3 separate regions of the Homo sapiens genome follow, and all the other regions are linked to region 3. A link is a contact called in ENCODE Hi-C or POLR2A ChIA-PET data. All regions are on one chromosome and are shown on one strand. Each heading gives the region's core, a stretch centred on a gene start or an enhancer-like site at or near the end of the contact. The rest is flanking DNA. Distances are from core to core; before and after follow the strand shown.

Evidence for each region. A loop is a pair of places that touch in the nucleus more often than their neighbours do. ChIA-PET counts read pairs that join two places held with the same protein, here RNA polymerase II (POLR2A). Pooled maps may share reads with other maps.
Region 1: a map of CD8-positive, alpha-beta T cell shows a loop between it and region 3 (5-fold over the local background). The contact joins two enhancer-like sites. A Hi-C loop is called at or near these places in 2 of 168 maps with a recorded cell type or tissue (CD8-positive, alpha-beta T cell and naive thymus-derived CD4-positive, alpha-beta T cell), 8 of 37 single-sample maps with no recorded cell type and 15 of 50 pooled maps. POLR2A ChIA-PET finds 5 or more read pairs at or near these places in 3 of 52 experiments (CD4-positive, alpha-beta memory T cell, T-cell and activated CD4-positive, alpha-beta memory T cell).
Region 2: a map with no recorded cell type shows a loop between it and region 3 (13-fold over the local background). The contact joins two enhancer-like sites. A Hi-C loop is called at or near these places in 21 of 37 single-sample maps with no recorded cell type and 9 of 50 pooled maps. POLR2A ChIA-PET finds 5 or more read pairs at or near these places in 2 of 52 experiments (activated CD4-positive, alpha-beta T cell and activated naive CD8-positive, alpha-beta T cell).

What each region holds. Positions count from the first base shown.
Region 1 is chr7:106,020,988-106,023,687 of GRCh38, reverse strand. CDHR3 (cadherin related family member 3) reads right to left here. Exons shown (of 19, transcript NM_152750.5): 14 at 1,240-1,490. Among named protein-coding and RNA genes, the nearest start is that of CDHR3, 59 kb to the right of the region's middle. Within about 2 kb of position 1,412, at least 7 of the 41 ENCODE cell types and tissues checked have a DNase peak (open chromatin) inside an H3K27ac peak, as active enhancers do; they include CD8-positive, alpha-beta T cell, where a contact is called at or near this core.
Region 2 is chr7:106,056,702-106,059,436 of GRCh38, reverse strand. No RefSeq gene overlaps it. Among named protein-coding and RNA genes, the nearest start is that of SYPL1, 54 kb to the left of the region's middle. RefSeq lists a silencer at 213-332 and enhancers at 673-772, 803-962, 646-1,197, 2,043-2,092, 2,603-2,652. Within about 2 kb of position 1,361, at least 17 of the 41 ENCODE cell types and tissues checked have a DNase peak (open chromatin) inside an H3K27ac peak, as active enhancers do.
Region 3 is chr7:105,807,656-105,810,759 of GRCh38, reverse strand. All of the region lies in intron 2 of ATXN7L1 (ataxin 7 like 1), which reads left to right. Among named protein-coding and RNA genes, the nearest start is that of ATXN7L1, 67 kb to the left of the region's middle. RefSeq lists enhancers at 1,545-1,654, 1,775-1,844. Within about 2 kb of position 1,364, at least 8 of the 41 ENCODE cell types and tissues checked have a DNase peak (open chromatin) inside an H3K27ac peak, as active enhancers do; they include CD8-positive, alpha-beta T cell, where a contact is called at or near this core.

The DNA.
Region 1 (2,700 bases), core at 163-2,662, 210 kb before region 3:
CTGGCAAGACTCTGAGAAGAAGCTGGCCACCTCCATAGTGGGTTCTCTAAGGTTCTGATTATCTTCCTTCTGGCATGCTGCAGGTATCAGGCTGCTGACCAGGGGTGCAGCTTCTACTAGGAGGAGGAGGAGGAGGAGGAAGAGGAGGAGGAAGAAAGGGGACAGATGAGTCAGCATAGATGCAAGCCAGTTCCTCCAAGGGGCAGGGAAGATAATCCTGTTGTCAGATTCAAGGCTCTCCCTTCCTTCTCCAGGCCAATTCTGTGATAGCACCTGGTCATTTTCTTCCTACCCTTTCCCACAGTCTGTATTTACTTTGTCAATTTGAATACTTGTTTGTAATCTATCTCCCCCTCTAGATCAGTGGCTCTCAGACTTTAATGCACATTAGAATTCCCTGAAAGGCTGATTGAAAACACAGCTCACTGGACCCCACCTCCAGAGCTTCGGATTCATTAGGTTAGGGGATAGAGTTGGGGATTCCAGGTTCCAGCATCCTTCCCTGGAGGTCATGGTGATGATCATGGTTGGGTAACCTATAACTTTAATAATCTAGGCTGGGCCTGAGAATTTGCATTTCCAACCAGTTTCCAGGTGGTGCTGATTCTGATGGTCTAGGGACCGCACTTAGAGAATCACTCGCCTATACAATAAGCTTTCTGAGAGCAGGGATCATTTTTGGCTTGTTTGCTAAAGTGACTGGCACACTATAGGCATTAAATCGATATTTGTAGATTGGATGAATTTTTTTGGAGCGGAGGTGGGGTGTAGGGTACAGATTGGTACCTGGTGATTCTTCAAAAGATGTGGGAAAGAGCACCCAGCAGTAAGCAAGCAACCTAATTTCATGGATATTGACTTGCAAAGACTCTTCTGAACAAGCAGAGAGGGGTTGTGAAGGTAGCAACTGGCAGCATGCCCATGGAAATCAGCTCCTGTGCCACAAGCCACACAGATGGTTGAGGTCTGATCTCTCACAAGTCTCTGCACAAACAACACACTCTTCTCTACCAGAACAGGAAATGTTAGTGGTTGAGTTAGCGGTTATGAGTCTGAGGTCTCACCAGATTTTTGCCACCCTGCAGCTACTCCAGTCCAGCCCATGGTTGCCATTTTTGGCAACATCCTAATACCTCAACTCTTCAGTCCACCCCACATACCTCCAGGCCGGGGAAAGAAGTCCATCAACATAACTCACAAGGGAATGTGCCTGGGGATTCCAGGTCCTAAAGCCCTTACCCTGGGGGTCGTGGTGATGATAGTGGTTGGGTGGGGAATGACTTTAATACTCAGTGTCACTGTTCCTGTCTCAACAAGAGCCTCCGCTTTCTTCCTGTCAGACATCAAGTTGTCATCAGTTACGTAGACAAGTAGCTTGTAGTCCCAGATCTTATCAAACCCACCAGCATAGTCAAAGCGAGATGTAAGCAGCAGGCGTGTGACATTGGAACCAGCATTGGGAGAGAAGGTGAAATGATTGTTGACGTTACCTAAATGAGATTTGATGCAGGGGTGTTGGTAAAAGGAAGAAAAGAGAGTAAGAAATAAAGGTTTAGAAGAAAACTGCATTCAATCTTTTTCTCAAATGTCCACACCTCAAGTGTAGACTGTGTCTCTGATACACCAGAGCTGGATTAGTTATATGCTACAGGCTTTAACTGCACCAGAGATGGCATTAGTACAAAGAAACTCTTGCTCACAACCAGTGTGGCTGCAAACAAGGCTGAGTAGAAAAGGACAATAGTACAACACCCTTAGCCTAGGTGCCATCTTGCTGAGTATTAAGCAGAGACTTTGTAACCCTGGTGCAGCCCCTTCTGATTTCTCATCCGGCAATTATTTGGTAACAACACGTGTAATTCACACTCAAACAAATGAGTGGGTTTCAAGAGGGTAGAATAGGTCACATCCCTAGCCATAGGCCAAGTTCACTGCATGCTTTTCACAGGACCCAGTGGGTCACACTGGTTATGGCTGTCCCTGGAGTCCTCCAAAGGAAGGTGCCTCCTGGCTTTGCGGGAATTGCAGTCCCAGGTCCTCCTGAACCCACCCCATCACACCCCCAAACACACACACAGCTCTGCTGGGGCTCATGGCTCAGCTCAGGGAGCCTGGGGCAGAGAGGCTGCCAGCCCAAGCACATGCCCGCTCATTCCTCCACTGGCTCCAGACTCATTACCGACTGAACACCAGTAAATGGAGCAGGAGATGATGCAATTTTTGCTCCCTTAACAGCAAAATGCTCCATAAAGGCCTTAGGGCTCTCAGTATGGATTGTTTCCATCTTCGGCAACTGCAGTCTCGAGGCAGTTTCTGCCCCTGGGTTTTGTGACACAGCCAGCTCGAGAGGCTTCCTACTGTTCAAGTTCCTGCTCGGCCAAGGGCACAGCAGGCAGCAGGGATGGATTTTTACTCTCTCACGTGGAATTGTTCTGCTTGTTTGGGTTTAAATCTCTGGCCCCAGCACTTCATTAGATGAGCTATTTTGGTCTAATTTCCATTGAGGGGTGCTCTTTTTTCCCTACGATGGTATATTTTTAAAGACAGAAGATGAATGGAGCAGAAGAGAATTCCTGAGGACACGTTTCAAAACGCACTTAATCTATTTAATCTATTATTATCCAGAGAGAGGACTGGGATTCCCTGCCCCCACTACCAGCTTTCAGGAAAAGAGGTGGTCGAAAAGTTGGACTGCATTTT
Region 2 (2,735 bases), core at 112-2,611, 250 kb before region 3:
AGGTTCTTAAATTTAACGTGGTTGAAATCATGAATCTTTCTTTTTTATGATTTGTGATTTTTTGGTGTGTTATTTTTAAGAAATTCTTCCTCACTCCAAGATCAAAGAGATATTCACTTCCATTTTCTGCTGGTCAGATATCCCACCCACAGGGATGCTGCTGTTGTTTGGGGACCTGTGCCCAAGGCAAGGATGGGCAGACCCCAAACCTGACATGCTGTCCCCAGATGCCAGGAGGACCACATGTCAGGGCCTGCACAACCTTAGGGTGCCTTTCCTGTAAACCAGCCCCCAGACGTCACTGGGTACAAGCTAGTGCTCCTAATCTACCCCCTACCCGTACTTCGGCCAACACAAAAGGTGCCAGTGAGCCTGAAGCCATAAGATCCATGTGGCAGATTTGAGGGCCCCAGATGCTGTATTCAACTGGGGGTACTCAAAATACTGTGATCAGCACAGATCTGTCTGCTCACCACATGCCAGGATCTGCCAGGGACCATCTCACAGCTAATGATAAATCCTCCTGTCAGGGCCACAAAGCAGGGCTTTGTGTCACTGTGTTAGCCCGCATCGTCCCAGGGCAGGGCTCCAGGCTGAGCTGGTCAGCCCAGGCCACTGCAGACAATGGAGCCACAGTGGGGCAGGGCTTGCAATGGAAGTCAGTATGGAGGATGGTGACAAGAAGCAAACACCCTGACAGCAGCCAGGCCCATGCACGCCTCCCCGAGGAGGGAGGACAGGGCGGGGCAGGCTCTGCAGAGTCAACGGGCAACTTGAATCTTGCAGCATCTGGCTAGCACCCAGGCAGGCTCCACAGATGCCCGCCTGGGCCTGATTTTCCTGTTCTCAGTCTCCCACGTCTGCCAGGAGGCCTTGATAAATATTCAATAGCTCTGGCCTCAGAGCCTGTGTCTGGAGGACATTCTTAGGCAGTGAACTGGAGACAAGCTGAGAGGAGGCCTTTAAAGGAGCCCCAAACCTCAGCCTCTCCTTTCTGCTCGGGGTTTGGTTTTAAAGAGTCCCAGGGGAGCCACCCACCTGCAGGCCTGACCCCCTGAGGTCGATACGCGGGTTCCCTGAGCCCAGCTCTCAGGGAAGAAAAAGGCAGAATTCAGGCTGCTAGAGCAGCCGGGATAAGAGAAGTGATGCTGGCAAATGTGGTATTTAATGGATATTTTAAAACACCAATAGCAAATACAGTCATTTCTGGGACTTTTTTTTAGAAGATGCTGAATTAAAAATTTGCATCTTCCCTCATTCTTGATCTCCTTCTGCAGTTCCACTTGAGCAACCCCACAGGCTCCAGTCTCACTTCTGCTCACACCCTCCACCTGCTGCCCACGCAGCTTCCTGTCCTGCCCCCACCGCGCCCCCTGCGCCGTCCCAGCTCACCTGTTGGCCATCAGACATCACTCACGACCCCTCCCTTTCACCAGACTGTGGCTCCCACCATTTTGATTATGAAGTTTCTCATTTAGCTCAAAATATCTGACAGACTCCCTGCCCCATTCATTATATTGGACACATAGAGTCGAATATATATTAAACTTCAATTAGATCAATTCTATATTAGACTTCTATAAAACATCCAGTGGGTGAGAAACTATATAATGATCAAAGTGACTGCAAATTCAGTAACCACATTGTGCAATCATATTTTACTTATCACAGAAACATCCAGGCACCTTTGAGAACCAACAGGACGTTCATGTGCAGAAGATGTGATTTCTTCAATCTAAAGACAGTGGAGAGAGGGGTGTGTGCGTGTGTGCACGGGTGCACGTATGCAAATTTGCTGGCCCCTCACAAAAGCTCTAGTTTCTGGAAGGAGAGCCCGAGTGTCCTCAGGCCCAGCGGTTCCAAGCATTACTGGGTGCCTCCACTGAGATAGCAAAGGACTCACAGGTCTCCAGGCACCTGGTAATAATGTGGAATTGGCCGGGGCTGCCTGTTGCTGAGGAAGTTCTTGTCAAGTCTGGCCTTGGTGGGAGCACCAGTGGTAGTCAGAGGTTCTTCACCTTTTTTGGGTCATAGACCCCTTGGAGTGAAAATGTTGGAGGTTTCTCCTGAAAAGCACACTGCAATTCAGGGGATCCCCTGGGTCCTGGAGTCCATGCATAGGCATCATGGACCCCACATGGAAACCTCCCTGATTGAGAGGTCTCGAAAGCTTTTCCAGTCCTAAGAGTACAGTTTCTAATTTGCTGGAGTCGGCTGGACTTTCATTCCCTGGCAGAGCCATTTTGGAGGATAAGAAGATGTGTCTTCTCTACCACCGCACATGCGGTCCACAGTGACTGAGGGGAGTGTCACGGTGCCACCTTGTGCTTCTGTCCTGAAACTGCACCTTCTCTGGGGCCCATGCTCAGGTCCACACTGCCCACCTCTCACTCCATGAGCCTCACTCCCTACCACTCTCCCACCTTCTTACTCTGACCAAGCCACATGGACTCCTGACGTCCCTGCCTTGGGGGCCTTTGCACTGACTGTTCCCCCTGCCTGAAGTCTGGGTTTAAAGCCGTATACACAAGTGCAGTTTGTACAGTCATATCATGAACCAAGAAAAAAAGCAAATGTTTATGAAGATGCCTTTATTTTCACTTGGCCTAAAGCGAGAAAGTATCACATGAGTATATAAAAGAATTTTTTAAATTTTGAGGCAGCTTTGAGGAGAGATTGAGGAAGATGAGAGGGTGTAGTAGTAAGCTCTCATTAAGTTTTGCTGCAATAACAAA
Region 3 (3,104 bases), core at 115-2,614:
TGGCACAGCCTTTCCGCCGCCCCCATGCCATCCCCGGCTTCAGTGCCTCTACGCTGGCTCGCGTTGGCTCCTGCACACAGGCTGGCTTCTTTGCTCTCCCTCATACGTCCTAGGCTCTCCCCTTCTCTGGACCTTTGCACTAGCTCTTCCCTCTGTGCGGAACACCATCCCCTAGATGTGCTCCAGCCTCACAATCTACCTTCTCACCTTCTTCTAGTCTGCTCAGATATCACCTTCTCAGTGGCACCCTTTTTACAATTCCAGCCAGCCTTCCCAGCACCAGTGTTTTGTTTGTTTGTTTTTTTATAACACTTTACCCTTTCTATAGCAGACATTATTGGGAATACTTATTGTTTGTTGTTTGTCTCACCTGCTAGCATGTGATGTCTACAAGGCAAGGGTCTTGCCAGTTTTGGTGACTGGTGTTTCCCAAGGGCCTAGAGCAAGGGAGAGCCAGGACTGGGCCCAGGTCTCCCTGGCTCCAAGGCCATCCTCTTCCTGCTGTGAAAGACCACTCTGAACTATACAAGGGTAGATCTCTCCAACACCACATCTCGTTTATCCTCCCTGCCCCATCTTTTGCCATCTTCCTCAGTGACTTCAGTATCTCTGTGAGCCTACTTGCTAAAATAGAAATTTTAAACTGTACAGAAAGAACATGGTGTTATGTTCAAGAGAATGGAGTCTGGGCTGGGTGTGGTGGCTCACACCTGTAGTCTCAACACTTTGGGAGGCCAAGGCTGGAGGATCATTTGAGTCCTGGAATTCGAGGCCAGCCTGGGCAACATAGTGAGACCTCGTCTCTACAAAAAATTTAAAAAATTAGGTGGATGTGGTGGCATGTGCCTTTCGTCCCAGCTACTTGGGAGGCTGAGTTGGGAGGATCACTTGAGCCCAGGAGGTCAAAGCTACAGTGAGCTATGATAGCATAACTATGCTCTAGCCTGGGCAACAGAGTGAGACCCTGTCTTGGAAAAAAAAAAAAAGGAGTCTGGAGCCACTTACACAGCAGGTAAGCATAGGCACCTCACTTCACCTCCCTTTGCCTCAGTTTCCTCATCTATCAAAAGGAGATAATCATGCCACCTTACCTTGAAGGGTTTCTGTGAGGGCTAAATACGTTAATATATGTAACCACTTACCATGGAAACAGTGAGTACCATGTCAGTATCATTGTAAGGATATATATTTGAACCTTGAGGACACTATGCTAAATGAAATAAGCCAGTCATAAAGGACCAATACTGCCTGATTCCACTGATATGAGGTATCTAAGGCAGTTGACTCGTAGAAGCAGAACATAGAATGGTTGAGTGCCAGGGGCCGGAGGAAGGAGGAAGTGAGGTTGCTGCTCAGTGGGCGTGGAGTTTCAGTAGTGCAAGCTGAGTCAGTTCTAGAGATCTGCTTTACAACAGTGTGCTTATGGTTAACAATACTGTACTATACACTCACAGATGTGTTAAGACAGTAGATCTCATGTTATATGGGGCTTTTTAAACCACAACTTGTTTTTTAAAAAGGATGTAATATATTAGTCACTAACCCTTTGTTTTATTGAATTTTCTCAAGGTTAAGGGACTTACCCAAGTGCTCGCAGCTTATAAAGGAAAGAGGGTGACAAGAATGAAGCCTCTGACTTCCAGGGCTCTTTGTCCTGCTCCAAGTCAGGCATTAGTTCTGTCTGTCAAAATCCAGATTATCAAAGGACCATAGTATAAAAGGGCTCTGCAATATGGGGAGGTGCATCCACGCTTCTTTGGGAGAAACGCCTCACATGTTGGCTTCATAAAACTCTTCTATGCCCCGTAGGTTGGACAATGAGAAATAAATAATCCAGACATTGGTGTTTTTGATAGGTGGTTAGAGCTTCCCCAACAGGGGGAGTAAACAAAAGAACCATCTTAATTTCAAGCTTAGTTAGAACTACGGAAGACTAAAAGTCATTTTTCAAAATGGTGGGTGGTGCCAGGGCTCTATCCCCACCTGGAAGGGGCACTTGATCTGTAAAAGCAGCAAAAATAATTGTGTCTTTTATGTCACTTAGGTAGAAGCTCCTGTCCCAATTAATTCTTATCTCCTCCTCCCTTTATAAATATGCTTGGGCAAAGTGACATCCTAGCAGTTTTTTGTTTTGTTTTCTCTCTTCTTAACAAGGAATTCTCTCTGCTTAGGCATTTTAGGTGCTGATTTTTCTCATGTCCCAGAGATGCTTCTAATTAGTTGATGCTTCCTTCCCATAATAGTTCACCACAGAGAGTGGATTTGGACTGGAGGAGGGAGCAATTTTGTCATCTTATCAAAGTGCCACTGATCAGGTTGGCTTTCCTGAGTGCTCATTCATTTTTCCGCCTCTCTGGAAACAGAAGCAGCAAGCTCCTTGCTGAGTGGAGCTGGAGGTTTTTGGGTTTTGCTGTCTCCCCAGTGCTTCCCAGCACCCTTTGATGAAATGCTGCCTCAGAGTCTTTGCAGTAGGGCTCACTAGAGAAATTATCTTTTTCCTTTCACATCAGTGGAAAAACACTTGGCTGGGGACAAATGGCAAAAGCATGCCACTGTCACCTTGTCCCTAAGTAACCTGGCACCCACCAGGGCTGCCTGCAGGCCCTGTGTGTCCTGGGGAGAAGGTATATAAAGGCCTCTTCCTTTTCCTGCTTTCTAGGAGCAGAGTGACCCTCCAGGCCAAGGACAGTGCTGTATTCTTGGGTGGTTCTGACATTGCAGAAAGAGTCTGTGGACACTAGAGATCCAAGAATTATCCTCCAGTGCTTCAGAGCTGGAAGGAGATGCTAGCTCAGGCCTCTTTAAGGACTTGTATCAGTTAGCTAGCTTTTGCTGTGCAACAAACCACCCCAAAACTTGATGGCTTAAGACAGTAAACATTACTTACTATGATTCTGTGGGTCTTCTGGGTGTTTCTTCTGGTGCGGATAGCGCAGCCCAGGCTGGATGGTCAAAGAGGCCCTCCCTCACCTGTCTGGTGGTTGGGAGGCTGCTCGGTCTGGAGAGGTCTGGGCAGGAACAGCTCACCTGTGCTCCATGTGGGTCCGTCCATGCTACTGCAGCCCAGCCCGGGCTTTCCACATGAGGGTTCCAAGGAGAACAAG